2 separate regions of the Homo sapiens genome follow, and region 1 is linked to region 2. Evidence: chromatin loops called from intact Hi-C (ENCODE). Cell type or tissue: A673. All regions are shown on one strand. Links, peaks and the distances in the headings refer to the core of each region. The heading gives the core; the rest is flanking DNA.

Region 1 (10,973 bases), core at 2,928-6,927, 77 kb before region 2:
AATAAACCTCTTTTCTTTGTAAATTAACAAGTCTCAGGTATTCTGTTATAGCAAAACTAAATGGACTAAGATATGTGGACAACTAATTTTTGACAAGGGTACCAAGAAGACACAATGGGGAAAGGGTGCTCTCTTCAATAAATTGTGGTGGGAAAACTGAATTAAACTGGACTCTTATCTTATACCATACTTAAAAATCAACTTGAAATGGATAAAAGACCTAAATGTAAGACTGAAACCATAAAACTCCTAGAAGAAAACATAGGGGAAAATTCCTTGACATTGACCTTGGCAGTAATTTTTTGGTTATCACACAAAAGCTTAAGCTACAAAATCAAAAATAAGTAAATGGGACGACATCAAGCTAAAAAACTTCTGCACAGTAAAGGAAACAATCAACAAAATGAAAAGGCAACCTACGAACTGGGAAAAAATAATTGTAAACCACATATTTGATAATGGTTTAATATCTAAAATTTATAAAGAACGCTTATAACTCAATAGCAGAAAAACAAATAACCCAATGAAAATATGGGTAAAAGATCTTAACAGACAATTCTCCAAAGATGACATAAAAATGGCCAACAGGTTTATGAAAATAATTATAATCACTAATTATACAGAAAATGCACATTAAAACCACTATGAAATATTACCTCACACTCGTAAGGATGACTATTACCTAAAAGACAAGAAATAACAAATGTTGGCAAGGGCCTCAAGAAAAGGGACACTTAATACATTGTTGGTGGGAATATAGATAGGTACAGCCATTATGGAAAACAATATGGAGGTTCCTAAAGAAATTAAAAATAGAACTATCATATGGCCCAGCAACCCCTCATCTGGATATATACCCAAAGGAGGTGACATCACCACCTTGTAAAGATATCTGCACTCCCATGTTCATTCCAGTATCATTCACAATAGCCAAGATATAGAAACAATCTAAATGTCCACTGATGAACAAATAGATAAAGAAAATGTGGCATGTGTACACACACACACAGTGGAATATTATTCAACCTTAAAAAGAAGGAGATTCTGCCATTTGCCACAACATGCATGGACCTAAAGGACAAAATGCTGAGTGAAATAAGCCAGATACAGAAAGAAAAGTATGGTATGATCTCACCTGCCTGTGGAATATATTTGTAAAAAGAGGTTCAAATACATAGAGCCAGACAGTGAAACAGTGGTTACCAAGAGTCGGGGGAGTGGCAGGAAATAGGGAGATGCAGGACAAAGGATACAAAGTAGCAGGTATGTAGAATGAAAAAGCCTAAAGAGCTAATATACAACATGAAGACTAAAGTTAATAAAATTGTATTGCATTAGGGATTTTTGTTAAATAAGTAGATTTTAGCTGTTCTTGTCACAAAAAAGCAACTATGTAAGATGACAGATATGCTAATCTGCCTCACTATAGTAACCATTATACTATCTACATGTATCCCCAGATTGTCTCTTGGATAGGTTTCCAAGGGGGATTAGTTCCAGGACCTCCATGGACACCAAAATCTGCAGATGCTCAAGTCCCTGATATAAATGGTGTATTATCTGAATATAACCTAAGCGCATCCTCCTGTATACTTTAAATCATCCCTAGATTACTTATAATACATAACACCACGTAAATACTATGTAAATAGTTGCTATGCTGTGTTGGTTTTAAATTATTTTTATTGTTGTATTGCTATTTATTATTATTATTTTTCAATATTTTTTATCTGTGGTTGGTTGAATCTGCAGATATGAAACTCGAGAATACAAAGGGCGAATGGTATACTCAAAAAAAAATTTTTTAAATACAGGTTTTAAGGACCAACTTGGGAGTTATCACAGGGTTGAGGAAACAAGAGCGACCTAGAGAACAACTGAGGCCCCATAGCACTGCCAAGGATCTGAGTCACAAGTCAAGGATGTCACAGAACCCAAGAAAGTATGGGTTTCTTCTAGAAGTTAGAAGATGGAACTGGGATCAAAGTCAAACAGAATTGAATTCTGTTTGATCAGCATCCAGAAACAACACAGGAGTTGGCTGGCCAACCCTAGATGTACGCAGTTTGCTGGCTTCCTCAACAATGGGGCCAATAAACATCTCACCCTCTGAGATGGACCACTCTCACAATATAGGGCTTAGCTTGCCCTGAAGGATTGGAAAGAAGGAAGGAGTCTGCAGAAGATCACTTTTAAAAGACCAGAGTTATAAATTGCTTAAATTATTAATCTATAAGTTTATTATTTTGCGTTTTTTCCCAACGTCACGCATTGGGGGAAAAAATGGGATATAAAAAATGATGAATGCTAATAATAACTCAAAGCCACTACTTTAAATTATTTTAAATGTCATAAGCAAGTTTTCAGAATTAATAAGTCAGAAATGTATGCATGTTTCCATCAAGAGTTAAATACATAGTTTGGAGTGAAAATGAACAGCTATGAGATGTTTAATTACAAAAATATTTTTTGTGTGAGAGGATTCACTTTTGGTCTTGAAATGTAAAATTTGGCATTTTTATTTTTAGTCTACTTGATGTCCTTATGTGACCAGTGAGTTTATGTGTAAAAACAGTTACCATGGTGGCCAGAGACCTCCCTTTCTACGTAGATGAAATGTGAGTAGCAACGTTTTAGACCCATTGTTTTCAACTATGTTCCTTTTAAATGTGTCTTCCCTCTAATATTACAGCATAAAGATGATCCACAATGCACTTAAACTCTTTCCTTTTAATATCAAGATGACTCAGCCACCCTGTCCTGTACATAATAAGGTTGCAACATTTACAGATTACTCCTGTCAACTAAAAAGTGGTTAAAGTGAAAATTACCCAGTCCTGGCAGACATTCATGTGACCTAAGATTTGGTTTTTTTCTTAGGATTTATAACCTCGACAGTTAATTTTGCAGGCCTCTTTTAAAGCCTGTATTTTAGCACAAATTGACATTTAAGCAGCTTTTTAAAGCTCTAGTATAAAAATGTTAACACCGTCTGGGTTTTTTCCTATTAACATCACTTATTATTTATTATCATAGTTAGAGAAGTGAATCATTAATTTTCCCCTTTTCAACATTTTCTTGGGAATTGGAGGCAGTGGAGAAGACAGGACATCCTCAAATTTATTCCCTTCTTTAAAAAGAAAAAAATAAACTACTTAGATTAACATTAAAATCTTTTGTACAAAAAAAAAAAAGACAATGCAAAATGAAGACAAGCCACCAACTGGGAGTTGTAATACATTTAACAAAGGGCTAGTGTCCAGAGTATAGGTATGTTAATATATACAACTACAAATTATTAAGGAAAAGGTAAACTGCCAGTATGAAAATGGGAAGCAATATGAACTAGCAACTTGCAAAAGAGAGAGTTTGAATGGCATATTAAAAGATGCTCAATCTTTCCAGTAATTAGAAAAAATCAGATTAACACAATGAAATGCCATTTTATGCTCATAAGACTGGCAAAGATGTAAATGTCTAAGGGAGGAGGATAGTGCTGTGAATTAGTTTTGTGTGCTCAATATTTGCTGGGCCCTCACTTCCAGTCCAACAGCCACAACACCGTCCAGGCAAATGGCTCCTGGGCTTGGAAGGTGTGAGCTCTGGCCAGTCCTGAAGGAAAGAGGTGAGCCCAAGGAGCACCCAGGGACCCAAGGAGAAAGTCCTAGGAGGAAGAGCAGACCAGTAGCTGAGGCTTCTAGGGAAAAATTGGCCTGTAGAGATCTGTGTTCCCTGGCTAAGGACTGCTATTCTTTCTGTCCCCTGAGGAACTTCAGAGGAGTCATTCAGGTACCCAAATCTTCCTTTCCTAAAAGATGGAAGAATAACACCCTTAGCTGGCATTTTTGGTTTTATTTTGTTTATGGCTTGTATTAATTTTAATTTTATTGTTTAACTCTAAGAGCATAGTGTTTAGCTGATCTGAAGGAATGCACATTTATTACAAAGGGCCACAGAGGAATATCACAGGGGGACATCAGTCACATCACCATAGAGCCCAATCCATTTGGAAAGAAGAATGATAAGACCTGGGTTGACAAATAATGGGAAAGTAGACAGGAGCTCACTACACATGGTTCATACTATCTGTAGTCATATACAAAACATCATCAAAACTGGGAGACATCTTCCATTACAAGATGAAGTCCGTGTATCCTCACTTCCCCAACTATGTTATTATTCAGGAGAGTAGGTATCTTGAAATCTAAAATTGGTCATATATACACACACACACACACACATACACATACACATATGTGTGTGTGTGTGTGTGTGTGTGTGTGTATATATATATATATATATATACACACAAGTTTTGGATAAGGCCAGGCCATTACTTGTTCAATGTCTGAAGCCCAGAAAAATGAGTTAACTCTTGAAAGAAACAACTTTAAACTGTATTGAATTCAGCTGCTTCAATTCAACAAGCCCTGATAGTTGAGACCAAGGATATCAGAGAGGTTTCTAATAGTGTCTGTCTATAATAAAGGAATGGTTCAGCAGGCAGATGAATACCATCTGGGAGCTGCTCAGCTAAGGGAACAATGAGATGCTGAATGGTACTTAGGACCTATTGTGGTATTTAAAGAACACAGTCGAATTCGTCTAATGAAAAACAGATGTGAAGAGACAGTAAAGGCATTTGAGACATTTAAAATCATTTTTCTAAGTAATCCTTGCATTAAAGGAGAAGTTACATCTAAAATTACTAATAAAAATGAGCATCAATGAGAAGACTGCATTTCCTGTCTATGGCATGGGACCAAAGCAATACTCAGTAGAAACGCACAGCCTTAAGTGCATTTTTTAGAAAACAAGACAGACAGAAAATGAATGCGTTAAGCTTTCAACTCATGATGATAATAAAAAGAACAAAACAAAAAATTATAAATGAATTTTAAAAGATAAAAACAGAAATAGATTAAATACAAAATAACCCCTCAAAGGCAGACTGGATTAATTAAGATAAAGTTAGTTCTTTAAAAAGCCCAATAAAACTCAGAAGCCTCTGGCAATTCTCTCCAGACAGAGAAAGAAACAGAGAGAGAGAGAAGAACAGAAATAAGAATGCAAACATAGCCAAGGATGCAAATAATACTTATGAAACCACAAAAGAATCTATCTAATACTTATATCAATAAATCTAAAATTTTAGAGGAAATAATTGTTAGGGATGCATAGATTATTAAAGGAATATCAGAGAAAATGTACAACTGAATAGCCAAATAGCCACAGAAAAGACTTGAAAACATGGTTTTTAAAAACCTACTGTACAAAAAAGGGCATCAGTCCCAGACCATTGTGTGAGTGAGTTCTACAACCTTTAAAGGAAAGATATTTTTTCAAGTTTGACCTAATTCGTTTCAGGGTATTGAATTGATATAAAATTTCCTTATTTTTTCTATAAAGCTAGCACAACACCAAATTGAACAAAGACTATCCAAAATAACCTTTTTCTAAATCTCACATAAGATTATAAAAGGAAAAGTCTTCTTAAAAGATTACAAATCAAAAGTAGCAACATATTACAATAATATATCATAACCAAGTAGAACTTTTTACAAGAATGAAAGGGTGGTTAAATGATTAAATAATAAGAAATGTATTCATTTAATTTCTTATATAAATAAACAAAACCAGAAAATCTATTTGATTCATGCAATAATAGGTGCTGAAAAGGGAGTTGATAAAATTCCAAAACTACTCCTGAAATAAACTCAGTATATTAGTCCAGGTTCTCTGGAGGGACAGGACTAATAGGATAGATGTATATAGGAAAGGGAGCTTATTAGGGGGTATTGACTTACACGATCACAAAGTGAAGTCTCACAATAGGCTGTCTGCAAGGTGAGGAGCCAGGAAGCCATGCCAAGTCCCCAAAACCTCAAAAGTTGAGAAGCCAACAGTGCAGTCTTCAATCTGTGGCTGGAGGCCCGAGAGCCCCTGACAAACCACTGGTGTAAGTCCAAGAGTCCAAAAGCTGAAGAACTTGGAGTCTGATGTCTGAGGGCAGGAAGCATCCAGCACAGGAGAAAGATGAATGCCAGAAGACTCACCCAGTCTAGTCCTTCCACAATCCTCTGTCTGCTTTTATCCTAGCCGCACTGGCAGCTGATTAGATGGTACCCACCCAGATTGAGGGTGACTCTGCCTCTCCCAGTCCACTGACTCAAATGTTAATCTCCTTTGGCAACACCCTCACAGACACACCCAGAAACAATACTTTGCATCCTTCAATCTAAACAAGTTGACCCTAAATATTAACCACCACACTCAATAATCTAGGAATAGCATGAGAATAGGAATAGAATGAAAATAGCATGAGAATTTTTGCACATTGATTTTGTATCCTGTGATTTTGCTGAAGTCACTTATCAGCTTAAGAAGCTTTTAGGCTGAGTTTAAGAAGCTCAACCATTGAGATAACGGGATTTTCTAGATATAGAATCCTGTCATCTGCAAACAAAGATAGTTTGACTTCCTCTTTTCCTATTTGAATACACTTTATTTCTTTTTCTTGCCGATTGCCCTGGCCAGAACTTTCAACACTATGTTGAATAAGAGTGGTGAGAAAGGGCATCCTTGTCTTGTGCTTCTAGAAGGGAAATGCTTCTAGCTTTTGGCCATTCAGTATGGTGATATTGGCTGTAGTTTGTCATATATGGTTCTTATTATTTTGAGGTATGTTCTTTCAATACCTAGTTTATTGAGAGATTTTAACATGAAGGGATGTTGAATTTTATCAAAGGCCTTTTTTGCCTCTATTGAGATAATCATGTGGTTTTTGTCTTTAGTTCTGTTTATGTGATAAGTCATATTTATTGATTTGCACATGTTGAACCAACCTTACATCCTGGGATGAAGCCTACTTGATTGTGGTGGATAGGGTTTTGATATGCTGCTGGATTCAGCTTGCCAGTATTTTGTTGAGGGTTTTTGCATTGATATTCATCAAGGATATTGGCCTGAAGTTTTCTTTTTTATTGTATCTCTGCCAGGTTTTGGTATCAGGATGATGCTGGTCCCTTAGAATGAGTTAGAGAGGAGTCCCTCGTCAATTGTTTGGAATAGTTTCAGTAGGAATGGTACCAGCTCTTCTTTGAACCTCTGGCAGAATTCAGCTGTGCATCCATCTGGACCTGGGCATTTTTTGGTTGGTAGGATATTTATTACTGCCTCAATTTCAGAACTCATTATTGGTCTATTCAGGGATTCAATTTCTTCCTGGTTCAGCCTCGGGAGGGTGTATGTGTCCAGGAATTTATCCATTTCTTCTAGATTTTCTACTTCATTTGCATGGAGGTGTTTATAGTATTCTCTGGTGGTTGTATTTCTGTGGGGTCAGTGGTGATACCCTTCTTATCATTTCTAATTGTGTTTATTTGAGTCTTCTCTCTTTTCTTCTTTATTAGTCTAGCAGTTTATCCATTTTGTTAATTTTTTCAAAAAACCAGCTTGTGGATTCACTTATTTTTTGAAAGTTTTTGTTTGTTTGTTTGTTTTTTGTTGCTCTATCTGCTTCAGTTCAGTTCTGCTATTGGTTATTTCTTGTCTTCTGCTAGCTTCGAGGTTTGTTTGCTCTTGGTTCTCTAGTTCTTTTAGTTGAGATGTTAGGTTGTTAACTTGAGCTCTCTCTAGCTTTTTGATGTAGGCATTTAGTTCTATAAATTTCGCTCTTAACTCTGCTTTAGCTGCTTCCCAGAGATTCTGGTATATGGTATATTTGTTCTCATTAGTTTCAAAGAACTTGATTTCTGCCTTAATTTCATTATTTACCCAAAAGTCATTCAGGAGCAGATTTTTGAATTTCCATGTAGTTGTGTGGTTTGGAGTAAATTTTTTTTTTTTTTTTTTTTTTTTTTTTTTTTGAGACAGAGTCTCGCTCTGTCACCAGGCTGGAGTGCAGTGGCATGATCTCGGCTCACTGCAATCTCTGCCTCAAGCGATTCCCCAGCCTCAGCCTCCCGAGTAGCTGGGACTACAGGCATGCATTACCACACCCAGCTAATTTTTGTATTTTTAGTAGAGACGGGGTTTCACCATGTTGGCCAGGATGGTCTCGATCTCTTTTTTTTTTTTTTTTTTTGAGGTGGAGTCTCACTCTGTCGCCCAGGCTGGAGTGCAGTGGCGTGATCTCAACTCACTGCAAGCTCCACCTCCCAGGTTCACGCCATTCTCCTGCCTCAGCCTCCCAAGTAGCTGGGACTACAGGCGCCTGTCACCACATCTGGCTAATTTTTTTGTATTTTTAGTAGAGATGGGGTTTCACCGTGTTAGCCAGGATGGTCTTGATCTCCTGACCTCGTTATCTGTCCTCCTTGGCCTCCCAAAGTGCTGGGATTACAGGCGTGAGCCACCGCGCCTGGCTGGTCTCGATCTCTTGAACTTGTGATCTGCCTGCCTCGGCCTCCCAAAGTGCAGGAATTACAGGTGTGAGCCACCGAGCCCGGCCTGGAGTCAATTTCTTAATCTTGAGTTCTAATTTGATTACACTGTGGTCTGAGAGACTGTTTGTTATTATTTCAGTTCTTTTGCATTTACTGAGGAGTGTTTTACTTCCAATTATGTGATCAACTTTAGAGTAAGTGCCATGTGGTGATGAGAAAAATGTATATTCTGTTGATTAGGGATGGAGCATTCTGTAGATATCTATCAGGTCCACTTGATCCTGAGCTGAGTTCAGGTCCTGAATATCTTTGTTAATTTTCTGTCTCTATGATCTGTATATTATCAGTGGGGGGTGTTAAAGTCTCCCACTGTTATTGTGTGGAAGTCTGTCTCTTGAAGGTCTCTAAGAACTTGCTTTATGAATCGGGGTGCTCCCATATTGGGTGCATATATATTTAGGATACCTAGTTATTCCTGTTTAATTAAACCCTTTACCATTATGTAATGCCCTTCTTTGTCTTTTTTGTGGTTGCAAGTCTGTTTTGTCAGAAACTAGGATTGTAACTCCTGCTTTTTTCTGTTTTCCATTTGCTTGGCAAATTTTCCTCCATCCCTTTATTTTGAGCCAATGTGTGTCTTTGCACGTGAGATGGGTCTCTTGAATACCTCACACCTATGGATCTTGGCTCTATCCAGCTTGGCACTCTGTGTCTTTTAATTGGGACATTTAGTCCATTTACATTTAAGGTTAATATTGTTTTGTGTGAATTTAATCTTGTCATCATAATGCTAGCTGGTTATTTTGCAGACTTGTTTATGTTGTTGCTTCAGAGTGTCACTGGTCTGTGTACTTCAGTGTGTTTTTATAGTGGCTGGTACAGGTTTTTCCTTTCCATATTTAGTGCTTCCTTCAGGAGCTCTTGCAAGGTAGGCCTAGAGATGATGAATTCTCTCAGCATTTGCTTGTCTGAAAATGATTTTATTTCTCCTCCACTTTTGAAGCTTAGTTTGGCTGGATATGAAATTCTGGGTTAGAAATTCTTTCTTCAAGAATGTTGAATATTGGTCCCCAATCTCTTCTGGCTTGTAGGGTTTCCACTGAGAGGTACACTGTTAATCTGATAGGCTTCCCTTTGTAAGTGACCTGGCCTTTCTGTCTGACTGCCCTTAAGATTTTTTCTTTTATTTTGACTTTGGAGAATGTGATGATTATGTGTCTTGGGGATGATCTTCTCACGGAGTATCTTACTAGGGTTCTAGGCATTTCCTGAATTTGAATGTTGGCCTGTCTTACTAGGTTGGGAAAGTTCTGCTGGATGATATCCTAAAGTATGTTTTCCAACTTGGTTCCATTCTCCCCGTCTCTTTCAGGTACCCCAATCAGTCTTAGATTTGGTCTCTTTACATAATCCCCTATTTCTCGGAGGTTTTATTCATTCCTTTTCATTCTCTTTTCTCTATTTTTGTCTGCCTGTCTTAATTCTGAAAATCAGTCTTCAAGCTCTGAGAGGTTTTCCTCTGCTTGGTCTATTCTGCTGTGAATACTTGTGATTGCACTGTGATGTTCTTGTGTGTTTCTCAGCTCCAATGGGTCAGTTACATTCCTTTCTAAGCTGGCTATTTTGCCTGTCAGCTCCTGTATTATTGCAATTCTTAGCTTCTTTGTGTTGGGTTACAACATGCTTCGTTAACTCAGTGATGTTTGTTATTATCCACATTCTGAAGCTTACTTCTGTCATTTCAGCCATCTCAGCCTTGGCACAGTTCTGAGCCCTTGCTGGAGAGGTGTTGTGGTCATTTGGAGGTAAAAGGGCACTCTGGCTTTTTGAGTTTTCAGCATTTTTGTATTGATTCTTTCTCATCTTTGTGGGCTTATCTATCTTTGATCTTTGATGTTGCTGACCTTCAGATTGGTTTTTTTGTGGGTTTTATATAGTTTATGATGCTGTTTTCTGTTTGTTTGTTTTTCTTTTAATAGTCTGGCCACTCTTTCATAGGACTGCTGTGGATTTCTGGGGTCCGCTCCAGACCCTAGTTGCCTAGGTTTTTCCCATACCTGGAGGTATCAGCAGGGAAGACAGTGAAACAGCAAAGATGGCAGCCTGCCCCTTCTTCTAGAAGCTTTGTCCCGGGTGGTTCTGACCTATTGCTGGCCCAAACGTGTCTATAGGAGGCAGCTGGAGACCGCAGTTGAAAGGTTTCACCCAGTGAGGAGGAACAGGCTCAGGGACCTGCTTAAAGAAGCAGTCTGGCTGATTTTTGTTAGAGCAACTATGCTATGCTGGGGATCCCTTCAGCCCCCAATCAGTTTGGGCTTTCCGAGGCCCATAGGCTGAACCAGTTGAGAAGCCCAAAAAGCCAAGGTGGTGGCCTGCCCCATCCCTCAGGCACTCCATCCTAGGGAGAACTTAGAGCTCTGTCAGTCCCATAGAACACAGGTGGGGGTGGCCAGAGGCCATGGCTGGGAGGACCTACCCTGCAAGGAGGAGTGGATCAGCGTCCTGCTTAAAAGACGTAGTCTGGCCATGCCTCAACAAAATAACTGTGTCATGGTGGGGTACCACTTCTGCCCCCTTGGCTTGGAC
Region 2 (10,973 bases), core at 4,563-8,562:
TCTCTGCAGCCCCTGTGTGCCCTGATTGCCGAGGGAAGGTTGGCACTGATGGAAACAGCATGACTGAGAGGTGGACAAGTGGAAAGTGCTGCCCTTCAATGACACAATCCTCTGAAGCTCAGGCTGTAGTTTAGATCTTTCCTTAATGTGAATAAGGTCAATTAAGTTTCCTTTCTTTAAACTACCTTTCTAGCATAGGATTTTAAAACTTTTTTAACATCTCAAGTGAAAACTAGATCCATCCAATGATGTGAATGATTTGGAATCAAACTGGCACAGGGTCCAAAATGAATCTCTAAATTATTTAATCTCTAAATTGTGTATTTATTGGGGACTGGACTACAAAGAGGAGCAACCGACCACAGGCATGATTTACTTTTAAATGTGTGTTTTAAATCTATGTTTGTGCTCTTTTACATTTGAAAATTTAAATGCCACATTTAATTCACAAACCCTTCCTTGTGTATTGATTTTTAAATTATGTCATCATAACCGTACCACGTTGCCTAAGTGACATTATGCTACATGATAAACTGCTAATAATGAAGACCTAAAAAGAGCCTCCATCTGCCCATCAGCTTTCTGAAGAGCAATCAAGGCAGCACTTGTGCTAAACTGTGCTTAAGGTGCCATGACTCCCGATAGTGTCTGCAGCCCCTGTGGGCTCTGAGAACCGAGAGAAGTTTGGCACTGATAGAAATAGCATAATTGAGGGGGAGACAGGTAGAAAGTCCTGCCCTTCGATGACATGCTCCTCTGAAGCTCAGGTTGCAATTTCAATCTTTTCTTTAATGTGAATAAGGTTGATTGAGTTTAAGGAACCTGCATTCAGGGATCTCATCATCTTTAGATTTCCAACACAATTGGAAGGACAAAATCTACCTCTCTGACCCTTGTACACTGCTTTTGATGGTCACCAAGAACAACTCAGGCCACTACAAAAAGAAGGCAAAAAAAAGAGCCTACAGAGTAGTGGAAATAAGTAGACATATAACTTATATATAAACACACACATGTACATACACAAACATAAAAGTGTATGCCAATGTGGGAGGCAGGATGCATAAGAAGCAAGAGGTTGGATACACTACAGGAAGAAAACAGGGAAGGCCACTGGGGCAGAACTTACCCAGTTCTCTTTGCATGAGGAATAAGAAGCCACTTCTTAAAAGTCTTCCTAAAAGAAAGGAGAATAAAGTTATACAAACTTGGTCCAAGAGCGCTAGGTCAGTACAGGAAGGAAAAGGAAATTTAGGGACAGTTGTTTGCCTGAGTCACAGCAAAAGAGCCTGGAATACACGAAATGAAAAATAAAAGATTTCTTTCACTAAATTTTCAGTCAGGTACAGAGCATGAAAAACAATACTCCTCTGGCCTGTGTAACAGAATATGAAGGAGTTAATCATCCCTTCTCACTTCCAGGGAATGTGGAGCTCATCAGAGCAGAGGGATACAGCAGCCTGGGCATGAAGTTGGACCTGCCTCCTTCTGGAATCAGGGAGATGTAGGAGAGAATGGCAGAGGGAGGAAGAGAGGGCAGTCTGGCAGAGAGTACTAGCTCCTAAGCTCATGTGAGGCATCTCAGGGCTTTCTGAACCAGCTGGAGAGATCTGAGAGCCATCTCCGTTTCCACAGTTATAGACAGGAACAGAGGTAGAGAAATACCTTTTTTCTTTCTTACATTATGACCTCATAGTAACCCCCATGAAGGCATGACCTGGGGAAACAGGAGTTATCCATTTTTTAAAGAATGTGATGATGTATCAAAGATGACTCATGTCTTGATCTAGCATGTGGCGTTATAGATGGATAAAAGGAGACATTTATGTATGTACACATACACACATGCACACACATGCATACATGTATTATGGTTGCGATCATGTTTAAGTATAGACACACTCTTTTCTTACTTTATTAAAATACTGAGTTTATTTCACATATATATTTTTGTCTCCCCATCATTTCCATGTCTGATCACTGCTACCATTATATCGTATCACAACATTACATACATACTTAAAACCAAAGGGTGGAGTTCCATCTTTAAAAACCAAATAGGCATTTTGGACAACAAATTCTTGGCGATGGAACCTGGAAAACATTTATTAAACACAGTAGGAAAAGTTCTCACTCTGCATCACAGAGAGGACAACCAGATATCAACTGTTACAGAAATGAAATGAGATGAAATTTTTTTAACAAATTGTCTAAACTCTTTTCTTAAAGTGACTCCCTCCACTGCCAGAGATCTTGAATAGCCTCCTGGTCAGTTATCTGGAAGCAATTCTTCACATAACTGATGAGCTTAGCTTCCACTTTAGGAAGAGAACCACCTTGTTCTATACTTGCTTGCATTTTTGCTTTAATGTTTTCTACAGGACTAGATCCTTTTTGTGTTTCAGGAGATTTTTTCCTGTTTTTTTGTTTTGTTTTGTTTTGTTTTGTTTTGTTTTGTTTTTGAGATGGAGTCTGGCTCTGTCACCCAGACTGGAGTGCAGTGATGCGATCTCGGCTCACTGCAAGCTCCGCCTCCCGGGTTCACGCCATTCTCCCGCCTCAGCCTCCCAAGTAGCTGAGACTACAGGTGCCCACCACCACACCTGGCTACTTTTTTGTATTTTTTAATAGAGACAGGGTTTTGCTGTGTTAGCCAGGATGGTCTCAATCTCCTGACCTCATGATCTGCCCAACTCGGCCTCCCAAAGTGCTGGTATTACAGGCGTGATCCACTGCACTCGGACTTTTTTCCTGTTTTTTGAAGGATTCTTGACCTTTTGATCTGGGTGTTAGTGGTTTTAAGTCTTTTCCATTCTGGCTTCACTTTTGTGCACTTTTGGCTGGTATATCTTATATAGATTTTTTCACCGGAGTTTTTCTTCAGTTTCCTCGTCATCTTCATCATCATCATCATCATCATCATCATCATCACAGCAGGTTTTACTTTTTTCCATGGAACCCTGCTACCACCTGCAGGAGCAGATCACTTTCCAGATATACCTAAGAGTTTCACGTCCCCCACCTCATCTTCTGATTCTGCATCTTCCTCCACAGCTACTAAGTGCTGTCCACTAATATGCACTGGCCCTAAACCACACTTCGATTGTAAGACCACAGGTAGTGGTATTTCAAAGCCCCCAAGGGAAACTGTTGCCTGCACAGACATTTTCAAAGTTGCCAGTGTTACTTTAATTGGACTACCTTTGTAATTCATTGCTTCTGCTTCAACAATGTGCAGTTCATCCTTCGCACCAGCCCCTAAACTGACCGTTCTTAAAGATAACTGGTGCTTATTTTCATCATCATTCACCTTAAAGTGATCATCTTTGTCGGCCTTTGGTTCACAATTGAAAAGATAGGTCTGGGGCCTCAAGGGGCTCATATCCATGTTCATCGAATCCTCCATGGAAGGGTGGCATGCACTTATGTGGGAGAGAAGGCAAACAGAGATAAACGACTACTGCTCCAGGGAACGGCCCCACAGAACAGAATCACACCCAACACATACATTCTTATACGCATTTTTGTTCTTTTTTGGCTGAAATAACAACTATTTCTGATGGGTTTAATGACAATCCAGATGGTGGGTGGTGATGCTATTTCCCAAGTAGGGAAAACCGGGAGAGGAATCAGAGTGGCTCAGGGGGAATTATTAACAAGAAAGAGTTCAGTTCAGGACACATTCAGTTTGAGATGAAAATGTTAAGTACGCAGTGGATGCACTATGTGGGTTCAGAGGAGAGATTGCAGGAGATGTCAAATGGGGCATCATCAGCATTTCAAGTCATGGCCCCAGGTGAGCTCTCCTATGAGGAGAGGGTAGATGGAAAACGGAAAACAGCCTAGAACTGAGCCCATGGAACCCTAGTTTTGTGGCTGGATCGAGGAAGTGGAAGAATGAGGAAACTAAGCTTTATGTTGAATTCAGTTGAATTTCGTAGAATTGTGTCTCTCCAATTATAATCCTTGGTTTACCCTAAGGGGAAGGGTTCTATGATCAAATTATATGGGATATCTCTCATATACCACTCCCTCTGGGAGTTTCAGAGGACCAGAGCAATACTTACAGATGAAAGATTCTGAGATGTCCTTAAAGGAAAAAGTTAAATTTTAAAAGAGCATTTCTTTAAGTCAGGGGTTCTTGGAATGTGATCCCCAAACCTGCAGTATGAGCATCACCTGAGAACTTGTGAGGAATGTTCATCCTCAGCTCCCCGCAGACTTACAGAATCAGAAGCTCTAAAAGTGAGACCCTGCAGTCTGTATTATAATAAGCCTGCCACAGTGACTCTGATGTGTGATTCAAAGACCACAATCCCAAACATTTGGCCGTTTTTCTTTTGTTGACAAATAAGTGCTTTCCAAAATGTCCTAGTTGGAAAATATTGTTACTGCAAACTCCAGTTTTAAGATCTTTAGTTTAACAAACTTTACAGTGCAGAATCACTATTAAGAATTAAATTCACAGCTGGGCACAGTGGCTCACACCTATAATCCTAGCACCTTGGGAGGCCAAGTTGGGCGGATCACCTGAGGTCAGGAGGAGTTTGGAACCAGCCTGGCCAACATGGTGAAACCCCCATCTCTACTAAAGACACAAAAATTAGCTGGGTGTGGTGGCCCACACCTGTAGTCCCAGCTACTTGGGAGGTTGAGGTGGGAAGATCGCCTGAACCCAGGAGGCGGAGGTTGCAGTGAGCCAAGATTGCACCACTGCACTCAAGCCTGGGCAAAAAAGCAAGACTCCATCCAAAAAAAAAAAAAATTAAACTTACTATCTCACTTTTTATACATTTGTTGCTAAATCATCATGCCCCAAAATATTTCTATCAATTAAAAAGTGGCTTTTTGCCAACAAACACACTTGGTTATATGCCAGTCTATGATACATTTTAAAATACGCTTTGTTTTGTTGTTGTTTTTTTGAGATGGAGCCTTGCTCTGTCGCCCAGGCTGGAGTGCAGTGGCGTAATCTCGGCTGACTGCAACCTCTGCCTCCTGGGTTCAAGTGATTCTTGTGCCTCAGCCTCTACAGTAGTTGGAATTACAGGTGCAAGTCACCATACCCAGTTAATTTTTGTATTTTTTAGTAGAGACGGGATTTCACCATGTTGCCCAGGCTGGTCTCAAACTCCTGACCTCTAGTGATCTGCTGGTCTCAGCCTCCAAAAGTGCTGGGATTACATATGTGAGCCACCATGACCAGCCTCAAATATGTTTTTAAATTTTACAAATGTAGTGATCTCTTTTGCCTTCCGAAACAGATCAAATTATCTACACCTGCACTATCTAATAAGTTAGCCCCTGACTATATGTGGCTATTTACATTTAAATTGCCTTAAAAAAATGTTAACAGTTTCTCAGTCACACTATCCACATTTCAAGTGCTTGATAGCCATGTGTAGCTCACACATACCACATCAGACAGTGCATATCTGGAACATTTGGTGAACAGCACTGATTTCGATTATGAAGAGTTCCTCACTTTTGTTACCAATGAATCCCTCAGAGCCAGCATTTTTTAGAAGAACGCAATTGTGATATGTGAGTGTGATCCTCATTTTTCCAGAGGATATCAGTCTTGATGGAGAAGATTAGGGAGGCGCAATGAAAAACTCAGCTAAGAAAGTCAGTGGTCGGCCAGGTGCAGTGACTCACGGCTGTAATCCCAGCACTTTAGGAGGCTGAGGCGGGCAGATCATCTGAGGTCAGGAGTTTGAGACCAGCCTGACCAACATGGTAAAACCCCATCTCTACTAAAAATGCAAAAATTAGCTGGGCATGGTGGTGAGTGCCTGTAACCCCAGCTACTTGGGAGGCTGAGGCAGGAGAATCGCTTGAATCCGGGAGACAGAGGTTGCAGTGAACCAAGATTGTGCCATTGCACTCCAGCCTGGGCGATAGAGCGAGACTCCATCTCAAAAAGAAAAAGAGAGAAAGAAAGAAAAAAGAAAAAGAAAAGAAAAGAAAGAAAATCAGTAGTCTAGAACTTTAAGCTCAAATGTCTCCCTCATTTTTCTACACGGAGTCTTAGGCATCCCATGCTCCAACTCTGTTGAAGTTCCCCTCCTGTTGCCCTTGAAATCCTCTCCTCTCACCACTTAACAGCCTTGTCCAGCCATCACCCCTTTACCACCACTGCTGCTGCTGGTGGTGTCAATTCTCACTGCCGTTGTCATTCTCACCACATATTCTGGCCACTCAGCATCTTTGAAACCCCCTTTTCTGCTCTTCGGCACTCCCACTTTATGAATCCATGCTTTCTTAAACTAGATGCCTTCCCCTTGCTAGTCTCCCTTGCAGTCTGTGTAGAAGCCTTTGACCTAGGCTCCACCAGTCAGGTGCATCCATGGGAGATTTCAGTTTGGGAGAAAGCAATACAATTAAAAGGCACCACCCAGGCACTATGTGATAGCATGCTGGTGAGGATGGCAGAGGGTGGCCACAGAGATGTTCTGCTTTCAGCGGGAGCAGGGGCAACGGTCTGAAGGTAGTGCCCCATGCTCAATGTCAGCAAGGCAAATCCCTGTCCTGGCTCAGCATGGCAGGAGGACCACCACCGGAACAACCCACTGATGTGACTTGCATCGTATTCCTGGCTATAAAACATCCAAAGCCCCATTCTGTGGCTTCTTGGAAATTCTGTGAGCTGTCTTTTAATATGTTCCTTTTCAGCTCAAATTAGCAAGAGTGGGTTCTGTCGCTTGTAAATGGCATCCATAGCAGAAATTCCTACCCAAGTTGGAACGAGTTCTCTTTATAGCATTTACCCACACACATTGATTATGTGGCTTGTGTCAGACTCTCTGCCAGGGACTGGAGATACAAACATATAGGGGATTTGTTCTCAAGGGGCTTAAAATTCAGGCAAAGAAACAGATCAGGACACCAATAAGGACTTTAAAATACTGTCGGTGGTCGTGACAGAAATACAAATGTGGCATCGTGGAGACCCAAAGGACAGGAAGGAGGAAAGCAAACTGGGGAAGTCTTTAAGGAGAAGATGGCTCTTGAACTCAGTTGTCAAAGATAAACAGGTGTTTGACAGGCAGACAATAGGACAAAGGAAAGGAAAAAGCATGCAGCAGGGGGAGCAGGCTGCTTCAGTCTTCCTTGTTCTGGAAGGAATGGTTGAAGCGTGTGGTCAGATGGGGACAGGAAGAGTCCGGGCAGCAACAACAAGGCCAGAGAAACCATGAAAACAATAGTGTCATTTGAGTGCCTACTGTGTAGGTTGTTCTAACCATTTTACATTGTATTAACTCATTCATGCCTCATTACAACACTAGGAAGTGGATGACTAAATCAGCCTTACATGATAAAACACTAAGGCAGGCTGGGTGTGGTGGCTCACACCTGTAATCCCAGCACTTTGGGAAACTGAGGCGGGTGGATCACCTGAGGTCAGGAGTTTAAGACCAGCCTGGCCAGCATGGTGAAACCCCGTCTCTACTAAAAATACAATAATCAGCCGGGTGTGGTGGCAGGCGCCTGTAGTCCCAGCTACTCTGGAGGCTGAGGCAGGAGAATCGCTTGAACCCAGGAGGCAGAGGTTACAATGAGCCGAGATTGTGCCACTGCACTCCAGCCTGGGCAAAAGAGCGAGACTCTACCTCAAAAAACATAACATAAAAAATAAAACATTAAGGCAGAGAGAAGACTTGCCTGGGATACAAACACCTAGGGGGCAGCAGAAGAAAGGTTTTACCCTGCGATACAGCTCTAGAGTCCATACTTTTAACCACCCATGCTACTACAGCCAGTTGGGAACCAGTGCAGGGCGTCTTTATATTCCATTCTAAGGAGTTTGGACTTGACCTTCTAGCAGTGCTAAAAGGGTTTTGTTTTGTTTTTTAACTTTTAAGTTCAGGAGTACATGTGCAAGTTTGTTATATAAATTGTGTGTCATGGGGTTTTGGTGTGCAGATGATTTCGTCACCCAGGTAATCAGCATAGTACCCAGCAGGTAGTTTTTCGATCCTCACCCTCTTCCCATCCTCCACCCTCAAATAGACCCTGGTATCTGTTGTTTCCTTGTTTATGTCCATGTGTACTCAATGTTTACTTCCCACTTACAAGTAAGAACGTGTGGTATTTGGTTTTCTGTTCCTGTGTTAGTTTGCTAAGGATAATGCTCTCCAGCTCTATCCATGTTGCTGCAAAGAACATGATCTCGCTCTTTTTTGTAGTTTCATGGTATTCCTTGGTGTATATGTACCACCTTTCCTTTATCCAGTCTACTGTTGTAGGGCATTTAGGTTAATTCCTTATCTTTGCTATTATGAATAGTACACTAAAAGCTTTTAAGCAGGTGAGTGGAATGATCAGACTTGTGTTTTAGGAAAAACGCAAGGTATTTACAGAACAAGGCAGCCTGAGTATGGGTAGCTAAGCAGGAAGACCTGACTCTACTTCCCACGATGCACACACACACATACCTCCTCCTGGAGCCTGCCACACAAACCAGGACAACAAAAAGGAAAGCTTTTGGGAAAGGGATTCAAAACCAAGGAAGAAACAGCAACTCTTAGCAGAATATCTCACAACAGACTTGGGGCACAACCATAGTTCCCAACTTAGCAGCTTTGTGACCCTAGGCAAATTATTAGGTTGATGCAAAAGTAATTGCGATTTTTGCCATTGAAAGTAATGGCAAAAACTGCAATTTTGCACCAACCTAATACTTCACTGATTTAAGCTTCATTTTTTTTCTGTGAAAGTGGAGAAACAGAATGAAAATCCCTATTCCCAAACTCTGGGAGGAGGTCAGACGTGTTTTCAGAATTCAGATTTCTGGATGATAGAACAGTAGCATGGTGTATATGCCATGTATTATGTAACACACCCAGTGAGCTCTGATGCACTCCTCTATAATCAAATTCATTAATATTTCTGCAGCAAAACATGAATATTTACAACAGGTGGGATAAATCAAAACTAGAAAAAGTCTCACATAAGTTCTAGTTAGGTTTTGCTGTCAAAAGATTTCAGGTCAGGTTCATTTCACATTCAAATGAATTATGAAAAGCTTGAGGCTTTCAAAGATTTTTGGGTTTCCAAATTGTAAATAAGGGATTGTGCCCCTCTTATTATACTATTGCTTTAGAGCTGTTATAAGAATTAAGTGAGATAATGCATATAAAGCACTTAGGTCCTGCTATCCCTCCCAACTGTCAACGAATGTGACCCAGGATCCCAGCTATAGAGCCCATGTGCCTCAACTCTGCCATTTCAAAAAGAGTTCAACTGGAGCCGTTTTCATCCCCTCTTTTGATCGTGGCTTCTAATCTTTACTGTCTGTGAGCCCTACCACCGATCATAATGCTTCCTCCATCATTTTTCTTGGGAATTCTAGCAAGTTGTCATGCAGTCGGGCCCCTCATGAAGTCCCCAGGTTCCTAAGGTGGGTGCTATAGACCAGCCCACTCCACGTGCCTCGATGCACAGGCCTGTCTCCAGGACCATTCCCGGGAGGTGTGGAGCTATGGCAAATCACTGTGAGGGAACTTCCTTGCATCCATGATATTTTTGAAAGCAAAATGTTGCTAAAACCAGGAAAAGTGATCATTACATTTTACTAAATATGGGAAAGACATACCAGGGGAATCACACAGAATTTCAGCCAGGCAGCGTTCAGCAAGGAAACATTTATTGACTGTGTTTCAGGCATGACGCTGCTAGGCCACCTGCCCCACCCTTAAGGACAGCACAATTTCTATCCCTTCTTCTCCAACCCTCCATTATACTCCTTTATCTCTATCAGAGTTTTGCTGAAATCAGTATCACCATCATCATCATCCTTCCATGAATACAGTACTTTAAAACTTACTTAGGACTCACACACACATCACCTTGTTCCTGCCTTACAGCTGCATGGGTTATGATTAAACCTGTTTCACAGGTGAAAAAACTGGAGCTCTTGGAAGTCTGAAAGTTGCTACCTATGTCTTTATCTTTCTCTTCTGTGGGACACTGCCTCCTCGGCCAGACTTCCCACAGAAGGCAATTTTCATAAAATGCTGGTTGCTCCAGCAGAGGCCCTGGAGACAAAAACATCAAGCGATCCTGAGTAATGCATATCACACCCACAGACCAAGCCATCAATGCCATTTCGTGTGTTTGACTGGACCAACTCAGGAGGCTTCCCTGGACTGGCCATTAGGCCCAGGGTATAGAATGATCACAGTTCACCTGTCTGCAAAGAGAAGGAGAGCTCCTGAGTGTCGACACTTCCATCTCCATTACGAAGAACAGCACCTCCCACACTCTGACTGAGCATCAGATTTACCCTGAGAGATGTTTTAAACTCCTATTTCCAGGCCAGTCCCCAGAGATGCTGAGATCATCAATCTTAGGTAAAGGCTGGGAAGGTGTTCTTTCTTAGGTGCCCCTAGATGATTCTAGTACAAAGGCAGTCTGGGGAACCACTGACCTAGAAAAATCAAGAGACACGTATTACAGACAAACCACTTTAAACGTACCAAATCCTAATTTCTGGCCACTTAAAATGTTGTGGCCACACCAGGGACAGAAAGGAAATGGCCTGGGAATATTCATGCAAACAGCTGTAATAAATATTCCCTTTGGATAACTTTTGTACAAATGACATAGAGATGTTGTGAAGGAAGTATTAAAAAAATTAGGTGGAATGACACATGAACATTGGGTATCTAGCAGAGGCTCTCAGGCAGATTTGTGTGGGGGCTTGTTGCCCATTCTTCACCTCATTCTCTCTTTTTCCGCATTGCCCTCCCCTACCATCCCCAAGTAGGAGCTTATTTCAGTTGCAGGATAACACTTCAGAAATCAAATGGAAACTGAAAAATTACTTCTCTGGTTAGCATCTGTTTGGCAATATGTTTACTGCCTCTATTCAGCCCTGAGCAACTGCCAGGAAAGCCAAAAAGAGGGCAAGAGCTCTATTCATCTAATTACTTCAGCAGAAGAAAAATGTGTTAATTAACTGACCTTAA

What was found. A loop is a pair of places that touch in the nucleus more often than their neighbours do. Peaks named below come from ENCODE experiments on the same cell type or tissue, not always from the same donor. Only the 100,000 strongest peaks of a DNase experiment are listed, where the experiment ranks them.
Region 1: it touches region 2 in a loop (5-fold over the local background); 1 of 110 quality-filtered maps calls a loop at or near these places.

Annotation. Positions count from the first base shown.
Region 1 is chr7:112,588,211-112,599,183 of GRCh38, reverse strand. No RefSeq gene overlaps it. Among named protein-coding and RNA genes, the nearest start is that of LINC03076, 24 kb to the left of the region's middle. In A673, for the core only: no CTCF peak of the experiment used is centred there; a DNase peak (open chromatin) is centred at 4,593.
Region 2 is chr7:112,512,921-112,523,893 of GRCh38, reverse strand. It overlaps the pseudogene NPM1P14. Among named protein-coding and RNA genes, the nearest start is that of LSMEM1, 37 kb to the right of the region's middle. In A673, for the core only: no CTCF peak of the experiment used is centred there; no DNase peak of the experiment used is centred there; H3K27me3 peaks cover 2,288 bases.